Regions from separate parts of the Homo sapiens genome. Here region 2 is linked to region 1. The links are chromatin loops, found by intact Hi-C in ENCODE. Cell type or tissue: Caco-2. All regions are shown on one strand. Links, peaks and the distances in the headings refer to the core of each region. The heading gives the core; the rest is flanking DNA. Region 1 overlaps HECW1 (HECT, C2 and WW domain containing E3 ubiquitin protein ligase 1). Region 2 holds the start of LOC102724903 (a long non-coding RNA gene).

Region 1 (10,225 bases), core at 853-8,852:
GGCCAGCTCGTCTTGCCACGGCCCAGCGCCGTTCGTGGACTCCGGGTCCAGCTCAGGGCTCTGCATGGAGTCGGGTACCGACTCGAACGCGCTGTTCTCCTCCTCCTCGTCGTCTTGCGAGGAGAAGACCGTGCTCTCGGAGATCTTGGCGCTGTCCACGGAGGAGAAGCGCGTGTGGCTGGCGAACCTGTTGCCGTTGTAGCAGGAGGGGCTGTAGCACGAGGCGCTGTAGCACGAGCTGCTGTAGCAGGACGTGCTGTAGCACGAGGAGCTGTAGCACGAGGGGCTGCAGCAGGACGCGTCACAGCCCTCGCAACTGTGGTCCCCGCCTTGCCTGGGGCTGGAGTCGCTCTCGCTCCCGGTGCTGGGGTGCGTGTCGCCATCCTGGGCCGCGCCATTGGCCAGGCTGGGGAAGTGGCCCCCGGAGTGGCCAGGGTGCGCCGTGCCTGGAGTAGCCCCCTCGGGCTCTTCTCTGTCCTCTTCCAGGGCAGACGGGTCAGCGGCCACCGTGTCCACCTCGCTGAGCCCATCCTTCTCCGAGGAGTCCTTGAGGGTGGACTCCTCCTCCGCGCCGTCCTCCTCCTCTGCCGCGCTGCCGCCCTGGGCGGAGGGCATGCTGTGCAGCAGGGTGTGGATGCGGATGTAGTGTGTCCGCGGGGTCTCGGGGTCCCCGCAGGCTGACGCGATCACCGTCTCCAGCTCGGACACAGGCAAGGAGCAGGGCCTGCTTTTTCTCTTCACCGAGGCCCGCAGCTGCAGCCTGCCCTCTCCCTGCTCCAGGGTAGACACATCTCCCTCCTCCTCCTGCTCCTTCTCCTCTTCTTCCCTTCCAGCCCGGCTCTGGGTCGTTGCTTCCTCCTCCAAGGGCTCCTCCTTGGTGCTGGCTGGGGCTTCACCGTCTTCCAGCAGCAGTGCTGATGCCTCCTCACCCAGGTCCAGCTGCTCGGCCAGCTCTTCTGCACTGGGGGCAGGCTGGATGTCCTTTTGCACCTGGGCCAGGAGCTCCCCAGCCCCTTCAGGTCCCACAGAGACCATGCCCTGGTCTCCTGCCTCCGTGATGACTGCTGCTTCCTCAGCTGGTCTGGAAAGCTCTATGCTTTGGTTCCCTGGACCATCGGGGACACTGCCCTCACCCAGCTGCTCTGGCTTCCAGCTCTCAGAGGACTCTGGTGCCTCAGACCGAGGTTCCCCACTGCCGCTTTCCATCAGGTTGTTCATGGGGCTGTCCTGAATTTGGGCTGACTCAGGCTCGGTACTCAGGGAAATCTCCTCATCATCTGCTGGTAAGAAGAAAAATATGTCATTTCTCCCAGAAGAGAGCATTGTGGTGTTAGGATACCCTGTGGGACATGTAAGCCATCACTAAGGGATTTCTACATTAGGATATTGAATGTAGGTTGATGAGGGTTTCTCACTGGCCAGAGCTCTAGTGAAAAATTCTGTAAGAATGAGTTCTTGCTATGTTAACAACAACTTGCAGTCATGGATATATTTCCGAAATACGATTCAAAAAGGGAATTCATCTTTTGGTTAAAATGCCCAAAGCCTAGCACTAACCCAGTTCTGGGCACATAGTAGGTGCTCAACAGTGTTTGCCACATGGAATGACTTCCAGGGATGAGGGTAGTAGTGGTGTTATTTATAGCTCCTTGATGATTATATTTAGTTAATTGCATTTGCTCAGAATGTTTCCTATGCTTAGGTCCTGCAGGGTGGCATAAGGGGTAAGCAGGATTCTCAGGCAACCAGATTCTTCAAAGGCTGGATGAAGAATAGGAACAATCACAGTCATTCAATATCTCAGGCTGGAAGGTTCCCAACATTTAGAGTTTATTCCAATTTAAAAAAAACAAGGTCTTCACCTCAAGCAGCCATTCACGAGGTAGCATCCAGCCAGTGTTTAACTCTACCTTCCTGCAGCTGTTCTACTGGATTCCTGCCAGATGTGAAATTCCCCATTTCAAATGCATTAGTGCAAGTCACTAAAGAAAATCAGTCCCTCTGGTGAGCTGTAAAGCTGTCCTTATGGCTACACCAAAGGAAGAGTCAGTTGTATTCTCAGAATATAGAAATAGACTGAATTTGAAAAGACAAAATAGTCAAGGTGTTTTCTTACAATCTAAGTTGTATATTGGCACAGGAAAGTAGACCTGGAGTTTAATGAGTGGGTAGTGAAAAACTCCAGGCTCTAAGTTCTCAAGAGCTTCATTAGACTTAACAGCAACTTGTAAATGGTCCAGGAGGTCCTAACAGTTCTCAGTATGATCTATATTGAGATGTATGGGGGCTGCAGAAGAAGAGCAAAAATAAAATTATGAGGCATCTTATCATTCGTATTTTGAAATCTGTTTTAGCATTAAATGGAACACTGGATGATTCTGGAGTTTTCTGTCCTATTTATACTTTTCTTGTTTTTCTGTGATATTATAAAAATTCATTGTACAATTATAGTTCTTCAACATGACATTCTTCAGCAACTGGCTAGTCTATATCTAGTTACTAGGTAGAAAGATGTTTCACGTTCATTCATTCATTCATGTATGTGATGATTAAACACCTATGTGGGTGCTGGGGGTAGGATGATAAATAAGACAGAACTCCCTATCCATGTTGGCCTCATTGTTAACCTTCAGTCCACTGTCTACTCTGTACCTTTGGGTCACTAGAATGAAGAGGAGCTTCTCTATCAGGGGGACAGCAACCTGGCTTCCAGAATAGATCACTGGCTTCTGGACCTCAAATGGAGAAGATAACCACAAAACCTAGGATACATCTGGAGAGAACCATAGTTATTGTATTTTAGAAAAAGGAACCACACTTATGACACTAGCCTAGGACAAGACATGAAGTTCATGCTGAAAATACCTGGGTGGATGGAGGAAGTGATCTCAAATCGGAATTGCAGCTGTCCACTCACATGATCTGTTGGAAGCCTGCGGCCAAGTGTGTAGCTGACCACCCTATCCCTAGAAGGAAATAAGCACCATCACAGTTCTGGTCAATACCTCTCTTCCTAATGACCATGCAGTGTGCTTTCTATACCAGTGGGTGAGGCAGGCAAGCCCAGGGAAGTCCTGATGTGCTCAACAGCAATACAAAACTGTAAGGAAGTCCTTATCGAATACAGATGCCCCTTGAACTACCATGGATTATGACCCAATAAACTCATCAAAAGTTGAAAATACTGGCAATTCAAAAATGCATTTAATACATTTAGCCTGCCAAACATCATAGCTTAGCCTAGACTACCTTAAAAGTGCTTGGAACACTTACATTAGCCTACAAGTATGCAAAATCATGTAACACAAAAACAAAACTATTTTATAATAAAGTATTGGATATCTCATGTAATTTATTGAATACAGTCTACTGTAGAGTACAGTATCACTTGTTTACCCTGTGATCACATGGCTGACTGGGAGCTATGGCTTGCTGCTGCTGCCAGCTTCACGAAAGTATCGTGTTGTGTATCGCTAGCCAAGGAAAAGATCAAAATTCAAAATTCAAAATTCGATGTATGGTTTCTGCTGAATTCATTGTAAAGCAAAAAATGGTTAAGTTGAACGGACTGTCTGTATTCTAAAGCAGGGGTAGGGTAGGCAAATTACAGCCTGTGGGCTAAATGTGGCCCACCACCTGTTTTTGTGTGGTTGTGAGCTTTTTACATTTTAAATTGTTGGAAAAAGAAATAAAAGAAGAGTAACATTTTGTAGCATGTGAAAATTATATGAAATTCAAATTTCAGTGTCCATAAATAAAGTTTTATTGGAGCACGGCCATGCTTGTTAGCTTACGTATTATCTGTGGCAACTTTCATGCTATATTGGTAGAGTTGAGTAATTTAGACAGGGACTGTGGGCCTTGCAAAGCCTAAAATATTTACTACCTGGCCCTGTACAAAAAAGTTTGCCAACCTGTGTTCTAAAACAGAGAGAGAGAGAGAATAAAAAAAGACACGGATGTCCTTGGCCTGCTTTTCCTGTGCAGATTGCCATTTTCCAAATATGTCCTCAACGATGGACAGTGCCAGCAGATGCATATCTTGTGGTATATATGTAATGTCTAAGAAAGGATGCTGTCATGGTTACTGGAGAGTCTGTGGGCGCTACAGAATGGCACCTGCTCCAGGATGGAGCAGAGCAAGACTCGTGGGCTGAATTCTTTGGCTTGTGAGTTCCACTTAACACCAATTGCAGGGCTCCACATGTAGGGACCCCAAGTCTCCACCCTGGATTTTCATGCCATCCCCTCCACCCCCTCAAAGCAATTTCTTAATTATAAAAAGAAAACTTTCTAGAGGCAATCAACCTGAAACTTTGCTATTATATTTTCATTAACAATGCAGCTTCAGCAGAGTAAATTGCCCCTTACCTGGGCCTAAATAGGAAGAGTGACCACCTTTGGATATTCAGGAGTTAACAAACCCAGGGTACCCAGTAATAACAAACACATAGCCCCAAACCAGTTGTTACTCAGATGACTCTGTATTTATTCCATTTATTAGTTTGTGACATGAAAATAAAAAGATAAATCACTGGCTGATAGTGTTTTAATGTTTCTTTCTAGAAAACACTGGCATTATGAGACAACCTATATCCCAACAAGCCCCGACTTAAAAATTGTTCTTTGATAAGCCATGATTTAGTGTTTGGAGTTCCTCAGAAGTCCATTAAGTAAAGCATTATGTGCAGAAAAAAATAGGATGAGCTTCAGTATTTTGTCTGTTTAGAAAGAGCCTTTGGTCAATATTATGAAGTAGGTCTATTATGACCATAACAAAGACATCCCGAACCCAAAACTTAATTGAAATCAGGGGAGGCCTAAAGACAATCAGACAGTGGCACAAAAATTACATTTATTATGCTTTGCATTTACTTTCAGGGCTTTTCTTTTTTTTGCTTTTCACCCACTTAACAAATATTTTTTGAGCCCCTGCCATGTGAAAGGTGCTGCAGTTGATACAAAGCATGTCATACATCGCCCCTGCCTTTAAATAGCTTATGTCCAGCTGGGGGCATAAGGTAGGACCACTAAATAATGGTTCAAGACAGCCAGTGACACTTCAATGCGAAGGTGAGATGGTTAGAGTTACAGGCAGACAGCCAACAGAAGCCTGGGATTTTACAGGCCAAGGAATCGAAGGAGGATTGGAAATGAGAGTGCATGTGTGCCCAGGGGGGAAAGGTGCAAATATCTCAGGGCAGGGAGGCAGCCAGTACAGGTGGAGCCAAACGTTTCAGAAACCACGGATGCAGGGGGCTTTATGGGGAGAGCATGTGCTGAGGGCAGAGGGAAGCTGCGGTGCAAAGTGGATTCACTTTTGTTGTGGGTGCACTCTGGGGTTCTGCCATGGCTCAGGCTGCATGGCCACTGCTTCCATGGCCATCACCCCAACACTCTGCTCCTAACCACGGTGGGACACCTCCGGAGGAGGCAGCACTGCAGAAGTGGCCCCCAGGGGCTGTGGAAGCAGAAGGCTTTGGAGGAGGAGCTGCTCTGCGCCGCCACCAGGGGGCAGTCTATCATCCCATCAAAGAGGGTGGGAGGAAAAACGCCTCCATGGCTTGCTGTTGTTGCCTCTTGGAGAGGTGTAAGCTCAATCACACTCGATCTGTGCTCTCCATTTCCCTGGGTGGCAAGAACACTGGGAAAATCATAGCTAACCTTCTTTTGGTCGGGGACACCCTTTTCCACCTCAGGTACTTGCTTTCAGCTGGGGATGTGCCTTTCCACAGTGGGAGGCTTGGAGGGCGGGACAGTGCTAAGAAGATAGGAGCCGGCAGCTTGGACTTAGGAGAGAACTCAGCATGGGAGGGCAGAGGGGCTCTGCGGCTGCAGCGAGCTGGAGAGAGAAGTTCTGTTCCTTACGTACGAACTGGTATCTATCTAATGCATGCTGGGCGGCAGTGCACTGGGTGCTGGGGTAGAAAGAATCCCACACAGCCCCTGTTTTTGTTCTCCAGCCCACCCCCTGGCAGAGGTGCTAACAGCTGTGAGAGCAGCCAGTAGGGCAGAGAAGGAGAGAAATGAAAAGCATGGCCCACAATAAACTACAGAATCAGTCCTAGGAACCCTGAGAGAAGCCTGTTGTGTGGGGATGGCCCTCGGACTTTGGAGAGACACAGGTGTGAGTCTGAATTCCGGCCGGATCTCTGCCACCCACAAGCCTTGGGTTTACATAATTATTGATCCTTTTGAAGCCTTGTTTCCTCGTGCAGGAATGGTGATAATGCTGTCACAGAAGCATTATGAGGACTAAATGAAATAAAAAAGATCACAAGGAATACCATTTTCTTTTGTGTTCCTACTACGTGCCAGTGGCCGTGCTAGGTTCTTTATGTACACTTTTTGTCTGTTTAATCCTCACAACCATGAATGGCAAGTGCAAACACTGCATGTGACACGTGACTGCAGCTCCATAAACTCAGCTCCCTTTGGCTGGAGAGTTAGTGGCAGGTCTCTGTGCACCCTGCTGCCTACACACCATAAGGTTCCAATTAATAATAAATGTCTTTATGATAATTATCCGTGATTCCAAAGTCCTTCTGATAATCCAAAGAACTTTAAATTAAGACACTTGGAAATTCTGCATATTTTTTTCTCATTCTTTTGCTATCTTTGTAAGGGTTACATTGTATATAAGTATATGTTTATCAATAGAAAGCTTTATTTAGTGTTTTCAAATGTAGTCCCTGTTACCTAAAGAAATACATATTATACATAGGGCTGTTATCTGGTCATAGTCCACTTTAATGAGAACCATGAGTGGACATGAATGTAAAAGAGACAAAACAGAAACCCATTCTCATATACAATTGAATTCTGTGAGCATCTTAATTGCTGTCATTCCATGAGAATCATGCTTTCAAATTCTTATCCATGTTATCTAGCATCTGCAGATACTAGTGTCTTCTAAGTAAGAAACTCTACAGTAGTTACCCAGTATTCCATCTTGTTATGGAAATGTCACATATGATTAAATCTTACATACCAGACTGGCATATGAATGAAATAATATTCTTCATAGTAAAACAAACTTTAGTTTCTACCTGTACAGAAAAATGCCCCATTGAGGGCTTCTTTTAATACTGTTTAATATTTTTAATAGGATTTTTTACTCTCTTGGGTAAGTAACCAGTGTTACACATCAAGTGAAAAGGGATGGGTTTGTTTAATATAACAAACACTTATGTTGGCTCAGGCAACATAATTAGTAGGAAAAACAAAGGAAATATAATGATACCATTTTGACTCTCTGTGAGACTATACTATTGCAGCCTACAGGCCACCTTTGGGCACGACCTGTTGGTGGGAACCTAGTGATAGTAAGATCTCAGTCACAGGTTTACCCTATGGCGTGTCTCTCCAGGAGTCTTTGAACGGGCATCGACAGCTTTCCCAAGAAGCGCTTGATGATGGGGCGGCTCTTGGCAAACTTGTCCTTCACCTCAATTTCCAGCACGTCAGTGGGCAAGGACACAAAACTGAATTGCTGCAATGAAAGAATATGTCACATCAATTAACTGAGAGGTTGGAGGGCTGGTCAATTCCCAGTCCATCTGCCTTGATGCTGTCACTGTAAAACATCCTAGCTATAATATACCTATATATAAAGGGTCTCAGAAATGTTGTGAACCTGTTTATTCAGTAAATGAGGGGCAGCGACAAGATGCTTCTGCAGGGCTTAAAAATAGGCTTATTCTTTGAGATTCAAGCAGTAAAATCAGCATGCTTTAAAGAGAAAGAATGCCACCAAAGCCTCATCATACTTGATTGAAGGTATTATCATACTTTAAGAAAGAACAAGCACAAACTCACCTGTAATTAAGAAAATGTACTTTAAATAAACAATGCAATATGGTTTTTCATGATTATGATGGAAGAGATTTCTAGAAGTTTGGTAATACCCTGGATCCTTGAGAGGGGGAAGAGACAAGAATTCTCACACTGTTTTGGTGGGAATGCAAATTGATTTGACCTTTGGGAAAGGAACTGGCAATATTTACTGGCATTTAAACTGCAAATTCCTTCAACCTAGAATTATATTTTTAGAGATTTTCCTTCTGGATTAATTTGCGCAAATGTGCAAAAGATACATTTAACAGGGATGTTTATTGGAGCATTACTAACAATAGTAAAAGACTGGAGAAAAACCCAAAACTGTTTACAAAGAGGAAACTGGTTAAGTGAAGGCTGATAAATCTTTGAAACTGAGAACTCTGCCTTCGTTAAAAAGAAAGGGGTGAATCAACATACACAGACATGAAAAGACACCCGAGAAACTAGGTGAAAAAGCAAAGCACAGAAGAATACGAAGAGTAGGATTTCATTTGTACTTTGAACTGCAGAGAAAATGTCTAGAGGGGGATGCTCCAAACTGAAGTCCAGGAAGTGGGCTGGTAGGGGAGGGAGAAAGCAGGTCTTTTATATTTTACTTCATTTGATTCTAAAGTATTCATTTGTTAGCCGGTTATGGTGGCGGGCATCTGTAATCCCACCTGCTCTGGGAGACTGAGGCAGGAGAATTGCTTGAACCTGGGAGGTGGAGGTTGCAGTGAGCTGAGATTGCACTACTGGACTCCAGCCTGGGTGACAGAGTGAGACTCCATCTCAAAACAATATACACAAAAATTTTAAAAAGTACTTGTTTGTTAAATAGTGTATGGTGTGACTTTTAAAATAAAACAATACCAATTAAAGGAAGACCGTGACCATCAGAAGTTGGCTTGGTCAACATGAATGTCAGGCCTCAGAGCCCAAGCTAAGCCATCATATCCCCTGTGATCTGCACGTATACATCCAGATGGCCTGAAGTAACTGAAAAATCACAAAAGAAGTGAAAATGGCCTGTTCCTGCCTTAACTGATGACATTACCTTGTGAAATTCCTTCTCCTGGCTCAGAAGCTCCCCCACTGAGCACCTTGTGACCCCCACCCCTGCCTGCCAGAGAACAACCTCCTTTGACTATAATTTTCCACTGTCTACCCAAATCCTGTAAAACAGCCCCACCCATATCTCCCTTCGCTGACTCCCTTTTCGGACTCAGCCTGCCTGCGCCCAGGTGATTAAAAAGCTTTATTGCTCAGACAAAGCCTGTTTGGTGGTCTCTTCACATGAACACACGTGAAAATTAAAAGTGTAAAAAGGAGACTCGGGAAGGTAAATGTTGGCATTGCCCAGCCCAAACTACCTGGGAAGAGGAAGTCTTAATTAACATTGAATGTTACAGTCCCCTTAATCAAGGGCTGTGAAACACCTGAAATAAATACATATTTTTCTTTTATTCTGATGAATCCTAACAGCAATCCTTTTTTTTTTTTTTTTTTTTTTGAGACAAAGTCTAGTTCTCTTGCCCAGGCTGGAGTGCAGTGGCACAATCTTGGCTCACTGCAAGCTCTGCCTCCCAGGTTCACGCCATTCTCCTGCCTCAACCTCCCGAGTAGCTGGGACTATAGGCATCTGCCACCACGTCCAGCTAATTTTTTGTATTTTTAGTACAGACAGCGTTTCACTGTGTTAGCCAGGATGGTCTCCATCTCCTGACCTCGTGATCCGCCTGCCTCGGCCTCCCAAAGTGCTGGGATTACAGGCGTGAGCCACCACGCCCGGCCTAGCAATCTTTTAACTTTAGTTGATTTCTATTTACAGAGATTAAATATGTTGGGCATGCTAATGTGAGTATCTTCTTTGTGGCAGTCAGGATGAGCTAGGGCATGCTGCACTAACAGCCAACTTCCAAGTCTCAGGGGCTTCAAGTTGTATTTCTTGCTCACATTCTCACTGTGGGCTGATGGAGCAGCCACCCTCTCAAGCATTGCCAGTTACAGTGACAGAGGCAAAAAGAGCTCCCCCTGTAAATAAGTGTTCACTTCCAAACATAGCTCCTCAGAACTAGACACAGGCCCCAGCCACCCTCAGGGAGCAGGAAGTATAATCCTATAAGGTGCCTGGGAGATGGACCACAGAAATATTTGACAAACAGAACTAACGAGTTCCACAGTGACCATGTGGTACGTCTGATTGCTATTATAAATCAGTTTTAGTTAACTCCTATATAACTCCTAAGAACTAATCATTCCCAGTACTGAGAAAACTGAGTTATGGACATGTCAAGTTTGAGAATCCAACCCAGGAATAGGTACTACTCTAAAAAGGCCTTCCTAAGTGAGAATCCAGCCCTGCTGATTGTCTCAGGTCCTTAAAACTTCTATATCTTTGGTCCAG
Region 2 (10,225 bases), core at 1,594-9,593, 140 kb after region 1:
CTCTGAGAGCAATTTAAATACACTGTACAAAGTGCCCTGCTATGGGAGTAAAAACCATCTGCTGGTTTTTTTGTTTTTGGTTTTTTTTCCTATTTGTAGCAGAAGAGCCACCAATGTTTTGTTTATTTGTTTTGCTTTCCAACTTAAATGACATCGTAATTGTTGAAATGTTTTGAATTAAGTGATGTGCTCTTTGTTGTTTTTCTTTTTTTCTTAATCTTGGAATAGGCCTTGTGGGTTTAATATGTTTTAAGATAGTCTCATGGAGTATAGCACATTAACAAAAACAAAACCTGTAAAAAAACAGAATCTTAAAAGCAGAAAATCATCACTTCTAGGGATGGAACATGTTATTATGCATGGATTTTTTTTTTAAGAACCTGGAGACAAAAGATTCTGCTCTGTCAGTTTTTATCTAACTAAGTCATTAATAGCATTTCTGTCTTGGAATATAAAGCCGTGAGTGAGTGCCATCTCAGAAATGAAAAGAAAGCAGACAAAGGCATGTCTATAATAGAGAAAATGACTCTTAAAAATGGCCTCTACACCAAGGAATCAAAAATTGTAAGCGAAATACACAGCCCTTGAAGGAAGCTTCATTAAAGTATATAAGATGAGGTTATAGAAACTGGCATTACTTAGTTGGAAGAAAGAACGTAATACTTTTTTAGTCCATGAGCAGATTTTACTTTGATCAAGAAGATGCCTGCAGCTTTTGCTATCCTACACTCGGCTTTGTTACGCCACCAGGTGGGTAATGGGATTTAAAAAAAAAAAAAATCAAAGCTTATCTTTTTCTACAAAGGATTTGAGAAAATTTACAAACCAAGAAATGTATAATAAAATAGGAAAATACAAAACAGACAGAAATCAGGAAGTAGCAATATGAAGGAAGACAAAAATAGTTCTGAGCATTTGCTCTATGCAGCGGACTGTTGTACATCTCATTAAAACATTATCAAGGCCAGACATGGTGGCTTATGCCTGTAATCCCAGCACTTTGGGAGGCTGAGGTGGGTGGATTACCTGAAGTCAGTAGTTCAAGACCAGCTTGGGCAACATGGCGAAACCTCGTCTCTACTACAAATACACAAAATTAGGCTGGGCAGGGTGGCTCACACCTGTAATGCTGGCACTTTGGGAGGCTGAGGTGGGCGGATCATCTGAGGTTGGGAGTTCGAGACCAGCTTGACCAACATGGAGAAACCCCGTCTCTACTAAAAATACAAAATTAGCCAGGCGTGGTGGCACATGCCTGTAATCCCAGCTACTTGGGAGGCTGAGGCAGGAGAATCACTTGAACCCAGGAGGCAGAGGTTGCAGTGAGCCGAGATCGTGCCATTGAACTCCAGCCTGGGCAACAAGAGCGAAACTCCGTCTCAAAAAAAAAAAATTAGCTGGGCGTGGTGACGGGCGCCTGTAATCGCAGCTGCTGAAGCTGTGGCAGGGAGAATCGCTTGAACCCGGGAGGTGGAGGTTGCAGTGAGCCGAGATCATGCACTGTACTCTGTGACAGAATGAGACTCTGTCCCCCCCAAACAACAAACAACAACAACAACAACAACAACAACAAAACACTATCCAGTTTCACTATTCTCAGGTTGCTAGAAAACCCAGCTCAGAATGTTAATAAAAATTCTGAGGTCATCCATCGTGTGGCAGGAAATGGGGATTTGAGCCTGTTTATGGGCGATTATAAGAGGGCACTTTTATCATTCTTAAGCATTCTCTCCAAATTATAAAACAGATGGACAGAATTGCAGTAATTGAGATTCAGATACTTCTCTGAGCTTCTCGGCAGCCAAGAAGATAAAAGGAAAGCTTAGTTCTTATGATCAGAATACAGGGACTTTTTTCTTCCTCCAAGTTCTTAACGAAATGTTTCATCTTAGACTTTCTGTAGGAAACACAATGAAATGTGGTGAGTAAGATCTTAAGAGACTTTTAATCACGATTATAGTGGCAGATTCCTGGTACAAGGCTTTGACAAAAGCCAAGGTCATCGCAGGAAGAGAGTTCATTAGGGACTGAGCGACTGTGCTGTGTTGCCTTCCGACCACATTCCAAAGTCTACCTGGCTCAGTCACTTCTAGGGGAAGCTTTACCCCAAAGCTTCCACTCTGAACTCAGTGACTGTTCTCAGTCCCGCAGCTTCCTCTCTGGCCTCAATGGAGATTTCGATCAGAGCCTGAATGAGATGTTCTGTCTAAAACTGCCTTACCTGTCAACTTATTTTTTGTCAGTCCCCTCTACTTAGAAGGCAGGCACCAAGACAGCAGCCCAGCCTAGCTCCTTTAGGTCTGCATTTCCAGCAAAAGTAGTGCCTGGCAAGAACATAGATGATGCTCAGTAAATACTTTGTTGAGGCTGGGTGCTATGGCTCACGCCTGTAATCCCAACACTTTGGGAGGCCAAGGCGGGCATATCACCTGAGGCCAGGAGTTTGAGACCAGCCTGGCTAACATGGTGAAACCCCGTCTCTACTAAAAATACAAAAAAATTAGCCATGTGTGGTGACACGTGTCTGTAATCCCAGCTATCCCAGGAGGCTGAATCAGGAGAATCGCTTGAACCAGGGAGGTGGAGGCTGCAGTGAGCTAAGATTGCGCCACTGCACTCCAGCCTGGGTGACAGAGTGAGACTCCATATCGATAAATAAATAAATAAATAAATAAATAAATAAATAAATAAATAAATAACTGTGTTGAATGAATGAATGCACTTGTGGGTAACGTGTGGGCTGGGGTGCACCTGGACATGGGGCTCTGCTCCTTGAGCTCAGGAATTCTTGTAAGCACTAGGCTTGGTGCCCAGAATTGCTCGAATTGAGTTCCTGGTTCCTGGACTGCACTGGGATGGGTCAGGTGTCCGGATGCAGGACCAGCAGAAGCACCGGGAATCCCTGAGGCAGTACAGGAGAAGTGGGGATGGCCTGGGTTGGAGGGTTTGGAGACAGGCCAGGGCAGCTTTATCCAGAGCTCTACTTGCTGCTGGGCCCTGCTGGTCCTAACAGTCTAAAAGCAGAAACCTCCTACCCAACCCAATGGCAGGCACAAGAGATCACAAAAATCACTGCAGCCCACGCATTTCCTCTGAGTCACGACTGTTAAGGGAAACAATTCGTTAGGCTAAAAAGAAGGGCTCCACCTCTCTGGGAATTGCCTTCATCACCTGTCAAATAAGAAGAAAGTGTTGGGATGAGATTAAATACTGCCCCTGGGTCCTCCTCTCCCTCTCACATCCTGAGATTTGAGTCCTGCTTACCCATTTGTACCTCTGCTTGGGAACTGCTGTGTATGAGGGATGTTGTGGGACAGGGGCGGGTGTAGGGGCTCTCAGGTGTAAGGGAGGAGAGTGGGAGGTGGCTGCTAAACCACCATCTCTGTCTAACTCTTCAGCTCCCAGACACCTGTTCCTGAAACCTGTGCCTCAATTTGTGCTTTCAGCCTCAAAGCCATGTGCTAAAAAAGCTTTCTTTTGTGCTGGCCATTGTGTGGAAGAATATCACAGAATTACATAAACTAAATTGTGTGGGCTTCTTTTCTTTGAAAAAGAAATAAAATCCCACTCATTGCTGGCTGAAAGGGAACATTAGGGGGAGAAAATTTTAATAAGCAAATCAAGCCAAGCCAGATAATATCCACACAGGAAGTCATGATTTAAAATACAAGGAACTTGTTAAAATGCCAGTCAGACACATTATTTTAGGAACACATAATGCCTTATCGCTCATAAAAAAAAATCCACCAATAAGTGTAAGGTTGAACATCCCCTCCCACTTTTGACTCTGCAGCCCTTTGATGGCAGGTGTTGGGGGGCGGGGGGTGGGGTGGTCTTTGCTCCTTGTCGCTCGCACACCATTCTCACTCACACGTAAGAGAAACCAGCTGGAGGCCAGGCTCCAGGAGGGGCATGATTGGACCATTCACTGCTTTGCTCAAGTCTAGGACTGCTTGGTGCAGCTCTGGGTTATTTGGGAGGTTTATGTTTGGAGGCGTTCAGCAGCGAAGTTGCTGAAATCTGGGTGGTTTGTATGGGCAGAGGAATGGGCAGGGGGCTGTGGGTGTGGGAGAGGGAGGAAGGTGGCAGCCAGGAGGGCCTCGTCAGGTTAGCTGGGGCAAATTCCTGTTCATAATATTTAGCACCTCCTCTGGTTTACACAGAAAGGAAAGGTGAGAACTGGTATTCCTGTGTGTGTGTGTGCGCGCATGTGTGTGTGCACGTGTGTGGGTGTGTGTGGTGTGTGTGTAAGACACAGAGACAGAATGAATGGGAACTTACAGATGTGAGAAAGAGACCCATTTTTCCCTTCTCAATGTTAGGAAATACTGTTTCTTCCTCAGGAAGGCACTAGCCTGATTGAAAGTGGAAAAGTTTCCTCTTTACCTACTGATACCTGCAGAGGAAAAGGATATGTGTTCACCTCCCAGAACCACAGTGCGGCTCCAGGGGCCCAAGGCGCCCAGCTCCAGGAGCCCTGCGGACCATACAGGAGAGAAAGGGAGGTGGAGCTGCTGTGAGCCAGCCACATCATCCTCCCGGGGCGGCCCCGTACCGGGCATTTGTGAGGAGCCCCCATGATGACCTCAGCCTCACTCCATCCTGAGCCCAGCAGGGCTTGTGCTGTGCTGAGTGGGGTCACTGTGCCTCTTCCCGTAACCAGGGCACCACCACCTGCTTGGCTACAGTCCAGTCTCCAAAAGCCAACCCACAATACTGTGAATCACACAGGAACCCACAGTGACAGTCATGGGAGGGTTCTGGGCCAGCCCCTCCTCTTATTCACCGGGAAGCTGAAGCCTGAGAAGGGCAGCTGCCTGCCCTGACCACGCAGCAGGGGAGCAGCAGGGCCCCAAGTGGACCTTGAGACTCCCTGCGGCCAGTTAGCTGCCTCATCCATGGCCTGAGCTGCCTGGCTTGGGAGGGAGCCTCAGGCTTGTTGAGAAGCCTGAGGAGCCTCAGGCTGTTGTAAGCCAGTGTGTTTCCCTCCTCCATTCATGGTCGTGTCCTCATTTGCCTGCTATTAGGTGATGGGGCCAGACAGGGATTACAGTTCTAAGAAATACACTTAGGAGGGTTTCAGATGCAGTGCTGAGTTTGTATCCTCATTGAAATTAATACTCAAAAGCATGTTATCATTTGTCATGGAGGATCAAGGTGCTGTAAAGATGCTCTCTTTTAAATTCTTATATCCCCTGGGTGGTTTGACCCAGCATCTTTGGGTTTATTTTTAAGTAAATCCTGTCTTTGGTTTTATTCTCCTGCTTCTTTTTTTTTTTTTTTTGACAGAGTTTCCACTCTTGTTGCCTAGGCTGGAAGGAAATGGTGCGATCCCAGCTCACTGTAACCTCTGCCTCCCGGGTTCAAGAGATTCTCCTGCTTCAGCCTCCCGAGTAGCTGGGATTACAGGTGCGTGCCACCGTACCTGGCTAATTGTTTTGTATTTTTAGTAGAGAAGGGGTTTCACCATGTTGGCCAGGCTGGTCTTGAACTCCTGACCTCAAGTGATCCACCTTGACCTCCCAAAGAGCTGGAATTACAGGCGTGAGCCACTGCATCTGGCTTCTTCTTCCTTCCTTTAGCCCAGTCAATCAGGAAATGTGGATGGAGTCTTTAGTGTGTACCAGGCCTTGTGCTAAATGCTGAGTATGGATACAGAGAGGACTTAAACAGTGCTCATAGCCTCGGAGAGTTTGGTGCAGGAGGCAGACATTTAAGCAGTCAACTATGACACAATGGTGAGGGCAATAATGGGGTGGTGGGCATGGTCCCCCCTAGAAGGGAGAGAGATGCTGGGACCACCTTCCCAGATGGGAGGACATGGAAGCTGGACCTGGAAGGAAGGGGCAAGAGCTGAGGGAAATCCAATCTAAGCAGAAGGAACTTCTCGTGGAAAAGCGTATCTTTACTAGAAGCATGCTGAGCTTCCAGATTCAGCAGAGCTCCTCTTAGCTGTCTGCCAGACAGTGTTGGGGGCAGCTGGAAGTGTGTGAAAGGGGTCTCCCATGGCACACCAAGAAATAAGACCTTCTCCATTGGAGAGTGGGGGGCCACGGAGGTTTTGTTCACCTTAGAAACTTCACACTGCAGCAATGAGGGGGAGAGCAAGGTGGACAGAGCTGCTGTGTCTTGGGGAGCCCAAGTATAGCTCTCCTGAATGCCAAGGTCTACATGCAGGGAGAAGCTTTACCAATCAAGTGGTCCCTCAAGTCTAAACAAGTGGCACCGTGGCAGAAGTTACTGACAAAGTAGCAGGGGCGGCTCCTGGGCGGGTGCAGGGACAGTGTGCAGCTCTCACATCAGTGTGGGAGGTCATCGTACCTGCTTTTCCAGATCACCCATCAAGCCAGAAGAAGGCCCCATGTTGGACTGCAGCTCTGATAAGTGTGCCAGTCATTGGGATTATGAACCATAATGCCCATCATCAGTACACAGTGGGGTTGAACCAGCAGCAGCAGCACTTTCCTTTTGTGATCAAAGTGCCCCGGATGAACACGGCCATATCTGATATAAATTCAGTGTTGATGTCTCAGAGCATTTATGAGAGCAACTTAGAGCCATGATGAAGAGTGAAGCAGGCATGGCCGTTAGCAATATAAAGTCATCTCTCTCTCCTACATTTCATACCTATATTGGCAATATAAAGGAATCTCTCGCTCCTTCCACCCTTCTTCCACCCTCTTCTATCCCTCTTCCACCCTTGAAAGGAGACAAAGCCAGTTCATATTCCAGATGGGGCCACAGGTAGCACGTTCCTTCCCAGGTTCCTTCCCTGTCATCACTCTGCCCACTCTTGTGCTCTTTCTAGCTCTAACTGTCACTCAGTTCCAATTCTGGCTGCCACACGCCTTAGCCACACCAGGCTGCACCATCTCAGCAGCAGGCTGTGATAGGAGGACTGGCAGAGGTGGTTTACCTCAAGAGATTCCTATTGGAAGAGGAAGGAAATAAGGAAGAACTGGCAATATATGTATAGAATAGGCCTATCTGTAGTGATTTAGGATAGAATGGGGGAATTGAAAGGATAAGGAGGAGAATTAACCCACCAGCACCTCCGTCAAGCTCTCAACATTGATAGAAGAAAGAAATCACAACGAGGCAAAGACAAAGCCTTGCTTTTTAAGTGAGCCACAGCAGAATGGACACCTGTCTAACAGAGTAAGAGCTCCATGGGGAAAAGTCCAACAGCATCAAGATATCCCTGTGATCAAAACCAGCAAATCAGGTGACCTAGATGAGTGGCATATTGCTTTATTAGCAATTATTCAGGGGAATGGTAAAAGAAAGGAACAATTCTATTTTGAAAACAAAAAAATGGGATTTGATACTCAGCTCTGACAGCAAAGGAGAAATGATCACTAAGACTCTGTGATGTGGGCTGGGAGTGTGGAGGAATCACCTCAGTCCAAAGTTTCACTGGGTTCTAGAAGAACATTAAAAGGAAGGGGACACTTAGCTACTATGATTTCTTAAACGTCTCAGGCGACACTTACTGCTGAAATTCTTTAACATATTTAACAGAAAGTCTCTTCTGACATTTTCCACACAGCTAATCTTTCTGATTTTTCAGAGCTAAAAGGAAGGGACAACAATTGAGGCAGTTTGGAAACTTTTTTTTTTAAGTCTTTTTCTCAATTATGCAGGACTAAACTTGGAACCTTTGAACTCACGGACAAAAGCTATAGTCTGCTGTGGGATTTTGGACAGTATTTTCAATTTTACAGATGAGGGAAAAGGCACGGTTTTCGTGCAGTCCATCTCTATTGCTTAGATGCCCGTGACCATCTCCTAAGCTTGTCTCTGATACACCAAAGATGCACCAAATATACACCAAAGATACCGGGAAGGTACCAGCCCCACGGCCTCTCCCACCGATTCCGGCCTCGTGGAATCTTTGCTCAACAGTGTAGTATAGGTTCACATTAAATTCCATGAGATAAACAGTTGAATTGGTACTACCTCCTTGACTCTCTGTAGCAATTATCAGATGGCAAACCGATGATTATCATCTCACTAAGACATTTTTCACTTGTAAGCTGATGCTTAGACATCTCTGGCCTCGAGGATACGGTAATAGATTCAAGGGCACTCACTGCCATTTCCACTGGTTACAAGACAAGCCATCTATGTCCAGACTAATAGAAACTCAGAAGTCTCAATGATCTGGATATTTTAGAATTTCCTTTTCATTTGAGGCTTGAATTAATTATTCAGATAACATCTCTAATTTTCCATTTTTTACCTTGTATGCGGAAAACAGCAGAGATTAAAGTGCGGTCTCGCTCCAGAGAATAAGAGCTGTGAAAGGAGCCTCGAGATGTGGGGGCGGCAGACAGAGCCTGCACCTCGTGGTAAGTGGTGGCAACGGAGACCAGCTCATTGCAGCGAGGCCCCTGACTTGCCATTCACACTGCTTCTCAGGCTTTCTACAAAGCTCCAAGAGACTAAGTATTAAAAGGAAAGTGAGACAATGAAAGTAATTTGGGTTTTTCCAAGAGGAAACATCAGTGCTGAGGAAGCTAGAGCCACAGGTACATGCTACTGAGTCTTAATGCCTCACACACTGCAAGACTAGGGCTTTGCTCTTTGCAAAGGACAGGTCTCATTGCCATCGGTTATCAGAGATAAACTCATCATGTCAGTGCCTCAATTATGATCCCCAGTCGGAGGCTGGCATATGACTACTGCTTTATTAATACTACTTGGAGGCAGTTAGAAGCACATGTCAGGGGGACTGTAAACTGCTAAGGGTGCATTTCCCAGCAGGGCTTCATTTATTTATTCAGTCAACAAATGCACATGCCAAACCCTGGAAAATGAACTGAAATAGAAATCATGGCCTCTGCCCTGGAGATTTAGGACTTATTCGCGTGAAAATTTAATAACTCCAAATATTCTATGGAGTTTTCCATACCTAATTGCCAAAATGAGGTTGTTAGAAGAAAGCACCACTGCAGGGAGAGAGTGGGGTGAATATTCCAGACAGGGCGAATGGTGCACTCTATTCCAACTAGAATATAAAGGTACCAGGGCACATACTCTAAGTCCTATCCAATCTAAATTGTTTTTTTTCCTATTTTTCCCCAGAAACAGGGTCTCACCCTGTCACCCTGGCTGGAGTTCAGTGGTGCCACTAAAGCTCACTGCAACCTCGAATTCCTGGCTCAAGCTATCCTTCTGCCTCAGCTTTTTGAGTAGTTGGGACCACCGTCATGTACTATCATGTCTGGCTAATTTAAAAAAATGTTTTTCTAGAGACAGGTCTCTCTATGCTGCCCAGATTGGTCTTCAACTCCTGGCCTCCAGTAATCCTCCTGCTTTGGCCTCTCAAAGTGCTGGGAGTATAGGCGTGAGCCACCATGCCTGACCCAATTTAGTTTTTTTTTAGAAAAATCACTATGTTGTTTTCTAGTGACTCCACTGTATATATGTTTAAATTGCCATCTTATAAACACACTGGAGAAGAATCCTTAGAGCCAAACCCAATGCAGCTGTATTTTTCAGTCTTAGAGTGTCCATCAAAATCTGGGCAGTAATTTTCATCTCGATTACAGGAGCAGCGGAGGCATGATGGATCCTTGCTGTGACTGGTGCCTGGACATCCCTGCCAACCACCTTGGAGAATGGCACCTTCTGAGTGTGCCTGAACCACTCTTCTCCTTGGCTACCACTCTGAGTACTATCCCTAGAGACTACTGGCCACACACATCCACAGTCTCAATGTCCACAGAAGACATTGTTTTGCAGCATGCAAAAACAATCTGAAAGATGATAAAAAGCAATTTTCATAATTAATAAATTTCTACCTGCTGATTAGGAAGTGTTAGAAATAAATAAACAAACAAACAAGTGTAATTGTGACATTTTGGCAAGGGTTCCAACTTAAGGACTGAAATGTGCCCTTGCTCTGACTGTATCTAATTCAGTTCAATTGAACAAACATCCATTGAATATCTATTGTTTGTAAAGCTCTGGGCTAGCTGTTGTTCAGCATATGATCTCTGTTCTCAGGTCAAAACAAATGAGGCAGAAAAAGCTGAATGCATGAGATGAAAACAAAATTAAAAATAAAACAGCCTTCTTCCTGGAGATTCTAATTCAATAGGCTGGATGGGGCCCAGGCAGCTATATTTTACCAAGCATCAGCTCAGCCTGGTTCTGACCAGCAGGCAAGCACTCAGAAGGAGGCCATCACTGTCTCTAATTGGTGGTTGTCACAAAAAGC

Evidence for each region. Hi-C counts contacts between places; a loop is a spot of excess contacts. Peaks named below come from ENCODE experiments on the same cell type or tissue, not always from the same donor. Only the 100,000 strongest peaks of a DNase experiment are listed, where the experiment ranks them.
Region 2: a loop joins it to region 1, with 2.1 times the contacts of the local background. A loop is called at or near these places in 5 of 110 quality-filtered maps.

What each region holds. Positions count from the first base shown.
Region 1 is chr7:43,435,270-43,445,494 of GRCh38, reverse strand. It overlaps HECW1 (HECT, C2 and WW domain containing E3 ubiquitin protein ligase 1), which reads right to left. Exons shown (of 30, transcript NM_015052.5): 9 at 7,350-7,492; 10 at 2,866-2,966; 11 at 1-1,277. Among named protein-coding and RNA genes, the nearest start is that of LUARIS, 82 kb to the left of the region's middle. In Caco-2, for the core only: CTCF peaks have their summits at 5,300 and 5,499 (motif pointing right); a DNase peak (open chromatin) is centred at 5,514; H3K27me3 peaks cover 122 bases.
Region 2 is chr7:43,296,934-43,307,158 of GRCh38, reverse strand. All of the region lies in intron 3 of HECW1 (HECT, C2 and WW domain containing E3 ubiquitin protein ligase 1), which reads right to left. It overlaps LOC102724903 (a long non-coding RNA gene), which reads left to right and starts at 6,848. Exons shown (of 3, transcript XR_428133.5): 1 at 6,848-7,225; 2 at 8,261-8,351; 3 at 9,555-9,816. RefSeq lists an enhancer at 2,433-2,933. In Caco-2, for the core only: no CTCF peak of the experiment used is centred there; a DNase peak (open chromatin) is centred at 4,848.